Regions from separate parts of the Homo sapiens genome. Here region 2 is linked to region 1. Evidence: chromatin contacts called from ENCODE Hi-C or POLR2A ChIA-PET data. All regions are on one chromosome and are shown on one strand. Each heading gives the region's core, a stretch centred on a gene start or an enhancer-like site at or near the end of the contact. The rest is flanking DNA. Distances are from core to core; before and after follow the strand shown. Region 1 has its middle 110 kb from the start of LINC00702. Region 2 overlaps LOC105376368 (a long non-coding RNA gene).

Region 1 (6,337 bases), core at 3,524-6,023:
GTTGGTCTCATAATGGCAGGCAAGGTTTCCTGACATAGGTGATTTAGACTTCTTTAGAGAAACAAGAGCCAAACTGCTCTGCATAATAATTAACACGGGTGTTCAGTCTTCCCCTGAGAGAAGTAAAACCAGAGAATGGTTTGTTCTAAAATAGTAGCATAAGGGTGTTTCATCAGCAGTGGTTTCTGCAGCCACAGGCCTAAGAAGGATGGCCCCTGACTAATCACCTGTAGCAGGAAAAGCAGTGATGTTTAATATTCTATTTCCAGTGTTCCCTTTTACAGACTGCCATATAATCTCCTTCATTCATGCTTACAGACTGAGTAGGTGTGTGTATATTCGACAGTCTAGAAGAAGGTGGGTTTGTTTAAGTTTTCTTCTACCTTCTCTGTGTCCTCCACATTGTCTTTTTTCTGTTTGTTTCAACAACTATCTTCCATAGTAAAAGAATTTACACAATGCCCAGTGATCTCTGGCTGGCTAAACCCTCCATTCCTTTGTCCCTGTCTAGTTTTGGGATACCTGGTCAAGCCACAGTCTTTATGTAGAGCAACGGCAGCTGTGCCTTTGACACTGACAGGAAATCACACAACCAACCTGAGTGTTGTCATTTCAAACATTGACAATCACAACACAACTGCATCCTGATGGTGGCCTGGCAATCATTGTAATAACGTTATAATTCTATATTCCACTTCCCTTATCTGTTCTCTAGACTCTCACTTAATAGCTCTCCTCTACAGAAATCTTCACTACCTCCCACGGCCTCATCACCTTCAGATGATGACTGTGCCTTCTGTTTACTGGGAAAATTGAAGAAATCAGAAGAGAACTTCTGTGTCTTCATAGCTTCCCACGTAGCACCACCAGTAACCATCCATTCTAAGTTCCCATCTATACCTATAGATACATTATCCCTCCCCCTGTGCAAAACCAATCACTTGTTCGTAGAGGTCATCCTCTCTTGCCTTTGCAAAGACACAGCTCCTGGAACCCTTCTTTTTTATTCCCACATTATTTCATTTTCTCTCTCTCCCCTATCATTCCCTCCAGCATGCAAACATGCTATCATACCATCTTTGCAAACATAGCTCCTCTGATTTACTTTTTCTACCAGCTAAGATTATGCTCCCTTTTGCAATATAATTCATTCAAATAATCACCCATACCTTTTGTGTGAAGTTCCTCTCACTCTATTCTTGTTGAACCTTCTCCAATGAGGCTTTCATCTCACCCTACCTCCATACTCCAACCAAACTGCTCTTGTCCAGTGCACCAACGATGACCTGCCTGTGAAGTTTCATGGCTAATTCTCACTCCTCATATAAAGGAGTTGCTATGCCTTCTTAGCTGAAGCACTGCTCTCATTTAGCTTCTAGGACACTGCCCAGGTCTGCCCCTTTTCCCCTGAACTCATTGATCCCATCTCCTTGGGCTTCTCTGCTTTTTCCTGCTCTTGTTCCCAGCCTCTTGCTTGCTGGTGCCTCAAGGTGTGAGCCTTCTTCAGCCCTTTGCCATCTATGCTCTGGCCCCTCAAGATCACATCTAGCCTCATGCATTCTTTAAGAACATCCACATGCAAATGGTGCTCAGATTTCATCCCCAGCTCAGATTTCTTTCCTGGAGCTGGACGTGCTCATTAACTCTAGTCCGTTTGCCTGCCTGGTTTTCTGATAAATACCCAGCTTATTACTTCTAAAACGGAGGTGTTGTCCTCTCCCTTCTATCTGATCCTACTGTAGTACTCATCACACACTCTCCATTGATCAAAATTCTGTTCAATTCGTCCTGTAGGAAGGTTAAAACCTTATTTTCATCCTTATCTTATTTTTCTCAACTCTTGTAATCCAAACTATTGAAGGACACTTGTCTTTTCCTTCAAGATGCAGAATGAGAGCACTTACAACCTGAAGGTCTTTGTTCTGTCTGTGGCCATACCACCCTGAACGCACTGGATCTCATCTGAAGGTCTTTGCTCTCACTCAAGACATCACCATCTCCCCCTGCGTCATGTTACCTGGGCTCCAGTGTCTTAGTCCATTTCCCGTTGTTTATGACAGAATATCTGAAACTGAGAAAGTTATTTTAAAAAGGAATTTTTTTTATACATATGGAGGCTGAGAAGTCCAAAGTCTAGGGCCTTCTTAATGATGGAGATTTTACCAAAAGTTATCTCCTCAACTAGAGGTCTACACTAAGCAGTTTTTTTTTCTTCTCAAAATTCCAACCCAACCCCTCAAAACCCAACATTTAAGATACCTCTTACCCTATTTTTTTCTTAGCACTTATCATTTTCTGGAATACCATATAATTTACTTACATGTTATATTTATAATTAATTATGTAAAAAGTATCCTCCATGAGGGCTGGAATTTTTTTAAATTGATTTAACACAAGTTGGTGGACTAGTAGGTGCTCATTAACCTTTAGTGAATGAATGTGTATTCCAGGACAGAAGATAGGCTCACAGAGGAGGATTTTAACTGTACTATAATAGAGACTGCTCTGTTGTCTACCTAATTTAAGAAATAGCAGCAGCTTTCATTTAAGATGAAAATTAATGTCAAAATCCAATAAGTATTTTATTATATTAAATTATATGTGCACACAGCAGAAACACACTCAGATAAACGTTGATGAATTTTATTCAACTTTAAAATTTTGCAAGTTTAACGAAGTATTTAAGGATTGGATACAGAGATAAATAACTTAGGTTGATTCTACCTTGTGAGTAAAATGATGATTTTAGTTTTTTTAGTATGCTGGATGCTTAAGTAATTTAATTTTAGTTCTATTTTAATTGGAGTAGGTTCTGCTTGTAAATGCTACATGTTTCACTAGACAAAATAGGGGTCATTGTTTCCTTCACAAGGTCATTGAATCCATTCAGACTCAGATTCAACAACATACAATATTTCTAAACCTGTCTAAATGGTGTCCACAGGTCACATTTAAAACATTGAATTTATTGACTAGCTTTGTGAGAAAAAGTTGAGTCATTTATTTAGTTTTTTATTTCTTCAGTGATGCATTCTTTTTTGTGACCTTCTGGTCCTTTAGTCCTTGTTACTCGCTTCAACAATGTCCTTCAATAGTTTGGATTACGAGAGGTGAGAAAAATAAGATAAGGATGAAAACAAGGTTTTAACCTTCCTACAGGACTACTTGCTACACAATGATGTTTTCATTGTGTAGGTATTAAAATATATGTATTTATACACATATATAGGAATTTTATGTTCAATTAATTATTAAACTCCTTGAAGGAGTAATACGGACTACGCATCTTTGTATTTTTCCATTCCTAGAGCTTGAGATGAGTACCCAATAAAGGTATTTGTCTTTATTGATCACTTGAAAACATTTAACTCACTTCTGTCCACCTGGTCTCAAAATTTAGCACACCACTCTAACTGATATGCCATGAAGACTGGTCACAGACAAAAGTGGGACTGTGTTTTGTTGATTTCCAAAGCCATTCGCCAGGAGCGCGGCCCCAGGAGCATTTTTCTCATCATGTGAATGCCACCGTTGTCAATCCACTCCATCCACAGGCAGACAGCAGCACAGCCAAGGTCAGGTGCAATGTGAGGGGGTCCCCACAGGGGTGATATCTACACATGACCGGACCTTTCATTAGAGGAATGAAGAAATTAGAAGACACTCAAAACTTAGAAGGACTTAGAAGTAATTTTATTGAGGCTGAAACAAAAATATCCTACAATTCTAAAAACAGTAAACTAGATGACATATTTTTCTGTTGCTTTTGAACAGAAAATGGGCTACTGTGTCAAAGAAAGTACAAGATTATTAGTGTCACCAAAACACAGAAGTGGAGAAGCATTTATCATTATTGGGTGTGTGCGTGTTGGTGAAGTTTGTGTGCACGTGTGTCTGTCTCACACAATCTGCATGTGTCTGTGTTGGTGTGTCTCTGTGTATGCCTGTGTCTCTGTGTATCTGCTTGTGCCTGTGTTGGTGTGTCTGTGTGTGTGTGTGCCTGTGTCTCTGTGTATCTCCTTGTATCTGTGTTGGTGTCTGTGCGTGTGTGTGTGTGTCTCTGTATCTGCTTGTGTCTATGTTGGTGTGTGTATATGTGCCTGTGTCTCTGTGTGTCTGTGTTGGTGTGTGTCTATGTGTGTGTGTCTGTGTCTCTGCATCTGCTTGTGTCTGTGTTGGTGTGTGTGTGTGTGTCTGTGTCTCTGTGCATCTCCTTGTGTGTGTGTGTGTGTCTGTGTCTGTGTTTCTGCTTGTGTCTGTGTTGGTGTATGTCTGTGTCTGTGCCTCTGTCTCTATCTCCATGTGTGTCTGCGAGTGTGTCTGTGTGTCCTCTATCTCTGTGTTGTCTCGCTGTATATGTCTGTGAGTGTGTGTGTGTCATCTGTATCTCTGTGTTGTCTCGCTGTGTGTGTCTGTGAGTGTCTGTGTTAGTGGGTGTGCTCAATTTGATACAAGTCATTTTATTTTGTGAAGATGTAAGTACTTCACTTTTCCTTTCCCAGTATCTGCAAATTTCAACTGAGATCTAATTTTATTGCTCAAAGTGAAACTGTTCTGACTAATATCTGATGCTTGATGTTAGCTATTCTCATTCTTGGAATTATTTAAAATTCCACTGAAAGTACAAACTTAAACTGAGATTTTTTTTTTTTTTTTTTTTTTTTTTTGAGGAACTCAAACATGCAGAATTGAGATCTGAAATCTGCTGGCTGGTGCAGATTATAGCCTAAGATAGGAAGTTGGGGTTTTGGTTGCTTTAATGGAGAGGAAATGACTCATGTCAATGCTAGTATGTAATAAAGCTCCTAAATTTAGCTTTCCTTTTAGTGTAAAACCTAATATTGATATAGTAATGTGAAACTTTATTTTACTAAACTACAATTTTCTTGCTGCCTCTTCCATCTGCCAGTCAATTATTACATCTTTCATTAAGATCATGTTAAGACATATTTAGTGTACATAAAAATGTCTTGAAAATCCCAGTTGACTTCACAGTACACGCTAACTTTGGAAGCGTTGTGCAACCAACTAAGTCCAAACAAAGGGCCCTGTGTCTATTTGAATTTTGAGACAAAACACAAAGTTCTCGGGGATTAGTATCATGATTAAATATATCCCTTGACACTTACAGAAAGTGTATATATGTTTACAGACAAAAGGTGTTTCAAAAGTAGAATTACTGTTATCGTTCCCATTTCTTATTGTTATTATTTGCCAGGATGTCATAAGGTACAGTAATAGGGGATGAAAACAAATCTTCGTGTAAAAATCATAACTTTGTACTCTTACTGGAAACTGGGGGAAAAAATGAAAGAGTCCAGGTAGGGATTTATAGAGAGAGCATTTACAAATTCTTTATGGATTTTCACTAAATGTTTACTAACTGCTCTGGACACGTATGCTGAGGTCTCTTCACAACAGTGCACCTGAGAAACACAAAGATTAAGAAAATAAGAGACCATTTTTATGTCAGAGCTTTTTTGCTCTTTGTAGTAATTTAGACGACCCAACCACAACCACAGGAGACTCCAGCAGGAACTACGTAGAATGAGGCAAAGGTGCTCTCTCTTTGAGGAAGGAAGGAAGGGGTTGGTTTTATGCCTCATGGGGTCTTATTACACAATAGACTCACACATGGTCTGCAAGTTTGGGGGAAAAGCTATACATATTTAAGAGGAGAGTGGAACGCATGTGCAATGGGTGAATGTGTATGTAACATACATCCCGTGTTCACTTTGGGGCAGGGTTTCAGCATTAAAATGAGGTGGGATTAGCCCTTTATGTCAACAGATGAACTGCAGGAAACAAAAACAGTTTGTGCACAGCCTCTATAAGCTGCTGAAGCTGCCTTCAAGTCTGCCATTGTTTATCAGAAAAGAATGTTTGTAAAGCTATCAGAATGGTAGTGGTCTGGGTTGCAAATCAGAGCTTTGAGGGGTCTGATAGCAACCATTGTGAGGGAGCTTAGCGAGTGTGGTTTGTTTTGTACCTGTGTAAATTTGGAAATTTGCCACACCAGCCAGGCTCTGAACCTTTGAGACATAGGTAACTCCGTTCCCTTTAGCTTAGGGTCCATGTTTGTCGATATAGGGGTGTCTATTTCGATCTCTCATATCACAGACATGATGATATTGTGGCAGCTGTACCACATCCCTGCCACAGAAGCAGCTGTTCTATCAAGACAAGGACCTGCCATCCCTGCCGCTGCATTGGTTAGAATAAGTCAGTCACAGGTCTCACCACTCTAGAGGAGGCCACCACTCTAGGATGGGATTCCTGCGGTCGCTTCTCAGCGTCTCTCACCATCTAGACAGCACAAGTCATAGGGGCATGGAGC
Region 2 (6,597 bases), core at 1,009-3,508, 44 kb before region 1:
AACTTTAATTATAATCATCAAATACATATTATTTTAATGTTTTTAAAACGTAAGAAAAAGCATGCTTTACTTCAAAATCAGCAATGCATAGAGATTTTTAATTTTTCTTTCATTTTTATAAAAATCAGTTGCATATTTGAAAGCAATTCGTAAGCCCTATGGGTTTTTTGGAAAGCGCTTTTATGATTGTTGTAAGAAAATGTTCTCCATGTCAGTAACAAATGGCTGTCATGGAATTTTGGCAGCAAATGTTTCAGCCGTCCACATGAAATGGAGGAATATTTCTCCACTGAGATTAGTTTCTGTTATACTGTGTTACTGGAGAGAATGATAATGGAATTTCTCTTCTGGGCTTGTCATGGATAAAATATTGTATCCATTCTATCACATGAAAGGGAGGAGTAAGATTAGACAGTATTTAAAGAGAGTGGCTTCCAGGATGGAGTCTTCCAAGGAAAATGCAGGGTTCCTGGTGATGCTTTAAAAAGGGATCTTATTGGAAGGCAGCTCTGTCTCACCTCTCAGGACAGTGTTTTTACAGTAAACCTGGAGACATTTAGTGTTAAATGACAAAATGTCAAATAATATGGCCACAGATCCATAGATTCAGGTCGAATTCTCCCCCAAAAGAAAACAACATACTTATACAGGGACAAGCATGACCATACAATTAATATGTAATCATTATGAAGGTTTAAAAAGGGGATTAATTGTATTTAGCCAACAATGATGAAAGGTGACCCCAACATCTTGACTCTGGCTTGCTTTCTCTCCAACCTGGTGAACGCTTCATCTTAGAGGAGCACAGTAGGTCTGCACCGCCCTGTCCCAGACTAAGTGGGGGTGACTTTGGACACTGGGCATGTGGTTCTTGGAGAGATGACATGTCACAGCAGGCTCAGTTGGTTCCAGGTATATACACACATGTGCGTGTACATACACATGTACACGCACATGTGCACCTATACACACAAATATGTGCACATACACTTGTGTACACACATATACACACAAGTATGTGCACATATGCACATGCTCACACATCCACATATATACACAAATATATGCACATACACATATGCACATACACACACATCCACACATATACTCACAAATATGTGCACTTACACATGTACACACATATACTCACAAGTATGTGCACATATGCACTTGCACACACTCATGCACACATGTACACACAAGAATTGCACATAGCCACATGCACACACTCATGCACACATGTACACACAAGTATTGCACATAGCCACATGCACACACTCATGCACACATGTACACACAAGTATTGCACATAGCCACATGCACACACTAATGCACACATGTACACACAAGTATTGCACTTAGCCACATGCACACAAAGACAGGCAGGCCATTTCATGCCACCTTCTTCTAGACTGTCAAGGACACAGTTATTTTTTTTTCATCCAGTTTGGCTTCTTCATCAAAATATTTTTAACAAAAAATTCATGATTCATCTTTTTTAAGTTTCTTTTTTTAAAAAAATTTCAGTTCCCCATTCACTTTAATCTGGTGATTTTTCAGAAACGAATGAACTAGCCACACTGCATCTCCTCTCATGCCAATTGTCCTTGGAGTCTTTTTTTTTTTTTAGAGAAGGAGTCTCACTTTGTCTCCCAGGCTGGAGTACAATGGCACAATCTCGGCTCACTGCAACCTCCGCCTCCTGGGTTCAAGTGATTCTCCTGCCTCAACCTCCCGAGTAGCTGCGATTACAGGCACATGCAGTGATGCCTGACTAATTCTTGTATTTTTAGTAGAGATGAGGTTTCACCATGTTGGCCAGGCTGGTCTCGAATCCCTGACCTCAAGTGATCTGCCCGCCTGGACCTCCCAAAGTGCTGGGATTACAGGCGTGAGCCACCGCGCCCAGCAGTCCTTGGAGTCTTTGATCTGTGCACTAAAGAACTGGCAAAGCCAATAATGTTCTCTCTCCCTTTGAGGATAAGAATTCTTTGGTCCACCCAGAATTTGTGTGGTCTTGCAGCTTCTAAAAACAAGTGGGAGGAAGAACAATGAAAACCTAGACACTGCTGTTTACCAAGTGTTCTTTGAATAGCATCCTGATTGGCTGCACACTGGTTTAACTTTCCCTCTTTGAAACTTCTGCTTCTGAATCACCAAAATAACAACCCGAACTTGGTGTTCTAGGGCCCAGCAGCAGCCTGAAGCCCTGGCCACTGTCTGTTCCCCTTCTTATTCCACATTTCTCTGTCTCCCTCACACCATCTGCTGAACTCGAGTCTGAGGGGACACTTATTTCTAAACCCAAGTCATGTCTATGGTAACAGAAGAAGCTGAGCAGGGGCCAGCTGAAGCTGTTGTCACTCATTCCTCTCAAGGCTGGGGTCCCTCATCTCCCTGTCCTACCTTCTATGGGTGTAAGGTTGCAACTCAGGCCCACATGGAGGTCTGTGGAATAATCTTGGATGTCCTCCTCCAACCCTCAGCTGTCAGGTGGCCTGAGCTGCTCCAGGCCAGTGGTTCTCAACCTTGACAGCCCGCTATAATCCCAATGTCCAAGCCACACCAAGACAGGGACAGGACACATGTGTCTGCACTTTGTTGTCAGCGTCTACACATGCCAGCTCTGGAGTCAGACAGGCCTAACTTTAAATTCATGCTCTGTCACTTCTGAGCAAGCAGCAACTTCTGTCATGATGCAATTATTCTCTATGAAAGTGGTTCTACCACCTTAAAAATGGAAAGATTAACTCACGAGTTTATAAATAACAAGGCTTAAAACAATCCAAAATATAAAAAACCGAAAATGAGAGAGAATGGATGGGGAGATATATTTTAAAATACCAGTGTATGTAAGCGGGGTTTCCATAAATTCAATCTAACCATGGACATATTCAAAGGCACATGGACTTGTAGGAACATTTTCTAGAAAGTTTAAGTGCAGAATACGTGAAGCCTGTCAGAAAGTTTAACAGCACACACACAAACACAACAAAACATACTTGTTGTTTTCACTGGGTTTTTGACAAAATCATTTTGGGCAAGGCGTGAAGGTGACATGGGGCAGACAGAAAACAAAATTGCTCTGTTCCACGGTTTTTAAATCTTCTTCACCAGAGAGAATAACCTCCCCAATTGGGAGAGGTGAGGTTAACCTGTTCACATGGGCTGGATCAGGGCTTGCACGTCAATGTTTCCAGAAACACAAGGCCCTGTGCTGCCTCGGGAACCTCCACGTGTGCAGGAAACTGACGATTCTTTGGGAAAGGAAGAAGTGCCACAGACTGGCTGTTTTCCTGATTTTCACGGAGAAATTCTGGTGTTGAGCCTGGACAAAATTCTACAGCAGTTTATGACGCACATACAATAATTTATTGAGGTTTGCAAAAAACAGAAGGTTTTGCTAAGAATGTATGTAGAATGATCACTCTTTTGAGATCGCAATACCAGGCATGCAGCATCATCTCTCCTTCTTTTTTTTTTTTTTTTGTTTTGTTTTGAGATGGTCTCGCTCTGTCACCCAGACTGGAGTGCACTGGTGCGATCTCAGCTCACCGCAACCTCCGCCTCCGAGGTTCCAGCCACTCTCCCACCTCAGCCTCCCCAGCAACTGGGATTACAGGAGCATGCCACTATGCCTGGCTTTTTTTTTTTTTTTTTGAAGCGGCACTTTTTTTTTTTAGTAGACGGAGGGTTTCACCATGTTGGCCAGGCTGGTCTCCAACTCCTGACCTCAAGTGATCGCCGGCTTTGGCCTCCCAAAATGCTGGGACTACAGGCGTGAGCCACTGCGCCTGGCCAACATCATCTGGTAAGCATATTTTTCTTAGATCCTACATGGTGGTTAGCTCAGATTCAAGGCATATGGGCGTGGTGCCTGGCCGCCCTCTGTTGGCAGAAACCAGTGAGAGGGAAGGAAGAGGCTCTGTTGGAGTGACATGGATCTTACAATCCCAGGGTGACCCCTGCCTGGAGGCTGCCTTGTGTCAAAGTGCTCTGATTTGGTTCGGGTACAGGGTACCATGAGTGTCCGGGATGGCAATGACTAGGCTATCACAGCAGGGCAATCTCCAGAGGAAAGTGTCTCAGGAAGGAGATAGCATGGCCACACTTTAGGAGGCTGGGGAGAGGACGTTTCCCCTGGGTGCAGTGATGTGAAAAGGGCTGGTAAAATCAGAAAGAGCCATATTCCGGGGGGCACAGCAGGAAGGCGCCTCTGGACAGGAGATGGACAAGAGGACACTTCCCAGCGACGATGGCAGAAGGAAAGCAGGTGTCGACTTTTTCTCTCGTCTGAAGCAAAAGAAACAATTATGAAGGGATTTTGTTGAAGACACAAACCTGTAATGAAAGGGATAACGCAAAAGGTAAAAACATCATCACACTTAAAAAAAAATTCGTAAGGTAAAAACATTGGCACACTTCAAAAACATGGTGAAATTTTTATAGATTTAAGGGGTACAAGTGCAGATTTCTTCAAAAAAAATCTTAAAAAGAAAACATGGTGGTTGTGCAAAACATAAACCCACAGAGAAAACATGAACCTGCAGTTTTAGAGAAAACATAAATCTGAAGAATAGAGAAACATATTTGGAAGCTATGCATCCAACAAAGGTCCAATCTAATCTCTAGAATCTACAAGTAACTCAACTCTACAAGAAAAAAAGCAAATAACCTGATTAAAAATTGGGCAAAGGACATGAACAGACATTTTTCACTGCACGGCAGTGAAGCCTGGGCTTTCATTGTACCCATCACCCGAATAGTGTATGTTGTACTCAGTAGGTAATTTTTCAACTCACACTCCCGAAGCCTTCTACATTTTGGAGTCTCCAGTGTCTATTATTCCACCCTGTAGGTGCATGTGTACCCACTGTTTAGCTCCCACTTAAGTGTGAGAACATGTAGTATTTGACTTTATTTCTAAGTTATTTCACCTAGGACAATGGCCTCCAGTTCCATCCCTGTTGCTACAAAAGACAATTTCATTCTTTTCATGGCTGAGTAGTATTCCATGGTATATATACACCACATTTTCTTTATCCAGTTATCCAATGGTGGACAGTTAAGTCAATTTCCTATCTTTGCTATTGTGAATAGTGCTGCAATAAACACATGAGGGCAGCTCTCTTTTTGATATAACGATTTCTTTCCCTTTGGTAGATACCCAGGAGTAAAGTCGCTGGAATGAATGTAGTTCTACTTTTAATTCTTTGAGAAATCTCCATGCTGTTTCCCTTAGAGGTTATTCTAATTTACATTCCCACCAATGGTGTATAAGGGTTTGTTTGCTCCACATTCTTGCCAACATTGGTTTTAGAAATTTTTAAGAATAGCCCTTATAACTGGTGTAAGATGGTGTCACATTTTTGGTTTTAATATGAATTTCTCTGATGATTAGTGATGTTGAGCTTTTTTTCATAGGTTTATTGATTACATGAATGCCTTCTTTTGAAAAATGTCTGTTCATATTCTTTGCCCAATTTTTAATTAGGTTATTTGCTTTTTTTCTTGTGGAGTTGAGTTCCTTGTAAATTCTGGAGATTAGATTAGACCTTTGTTGGATGTATAGTTTGCAAATATGTTTCTTCATTTTGCAGGTTTACGTTTTAGCTATTGATTATTATTATTATTATTATTATTATTACTATTATTTTGCTGTGGTTAGTTTAATTAAGTCCTATTTGTCTATTTTTGTTTTGTTGTATTTGCTTTTGAAGACATGGTCATAAATTCTTTGCCTAGGCCAATGTTCAGAATAGTTTTTTCTGGGTTGTCTCCTGGGACTTTTGTAGTTTGAGGACTGATATTTAAGTCTTTAATTTATCTTGAGTTAATTTATGTATATGATGGGAGGTCTGAGTCTACTTTCATTCATCTGCATGTGGCTATCTAATTTTCCCTACACCATTTATTGAATAGGATGTCATTTCCCCAATGTACATTTTTGTTGACTTTGTTGAAGATCAGTTGGGTATGTGGCTTCATTCTTGCTTCTCTGTTCTGTTTCACTGATCCATGTGTCTATTTTTATAACAGTGCCACACTGTTTTAGTTACTATAGCCTTGTAGTATAATTTAAAGTCAGGTCATATAATGTCTCCAGCTTTGGTCTTTTTGCTTAGGGTTGCTTTGGCTATTCAGCCTCTTTTTTGAGTGCATATGAATTTTAAGATTTTTTTTTCTAATTCTGTCAGTACACTTTTAAAAGCTGCAAAGCAGATGTATGACAGTAACTACTGACCCAGAGAAACAGAATCCAAGCCTGGATGTGAGGAAATATTTAGCTAATTATTTATTTAATTATGGTCAGAAAACAAGGAATCACCTAATAACTGAGAAAAGACTCTAACATGAAAGTAACTGAATCCAAAACAAAAACAAAATTGCAAACAATAGCAAAGGAAAATCACTTGAAAGAAATAGGATTATGCAAGGAGAAGAAAATTTCAAGAGTATAAGCAAAGGAAAATTATTAATATACTTGGGGATAAAAAAAGTATTGCATCTGTGAAGCAAGAATATGGGCATTATATTACATACAAATGAAATATCCAGAGACCAAAAAATAGCACTTAGGAATTAAAAACATGATAT

Evidence for each region. A loop is a pair of places that touch in the nucleus more often than their neighbours do. ChIA-PET counts read pairs that join two places held with the same protein, here RNA polymerase II (POLR2A). Pooled maps may share reads with other maps.
Region 2: a map with no recorded cell type shows a loop between it and region 1 (6-fold over the local background). The contact joins two enhancer-like sites. A Hi-C loop is called at or near these places in 3 of 168 maps with a recorded cell type or tissue (B cell, breast epithelium and naive thymus-derived CD4-positive, alpha-beta T cell), 13 of 37 single-sample maps with no recorded cell type and 13 of 50 pooled maps. POLR2A ChIA-PET finds 5 or more read pairs at or near these places in 4 of 52 experiments (B cell, activated B cell, activated T-cell and 1 more).

The regions. Positions count from the first base shown.
Region 1 is chr10:4,130,152-4,136,488 of GRCh38, reverse strand. No RefSeq gene overlaps it. Among named protein-coding and RNA genes, the nearest start is that of LINC00702, 110 kb to the left of the region's middle. Within about 2 kb of position 4,773, at least 8 of the 41 ENCODE cell types and tissues checked have a DNase peak (open chromatin) inside an H3K27ac peak, as active enhancers do.
Region 2 is chr10:4,171,669-4,178,265 of GRCh38, reverse strand. It overlaps LOC105376368 (a long non-coding RNA gene), which reads right to left. Exons shown (of 4, transcript XR_930587.4): 4 at 3,809-4,293. Among named protein-coding and RNA genes, the nearest start is that of LINC00702, 69 kb to the left of the region's middle. Within about 2 kb of position 2,258, at least 2 of the 41 ENCODE cell types and tissues checked have a DNase peak (open chromatin) inside an H3K27ac peak, as active enhancers do.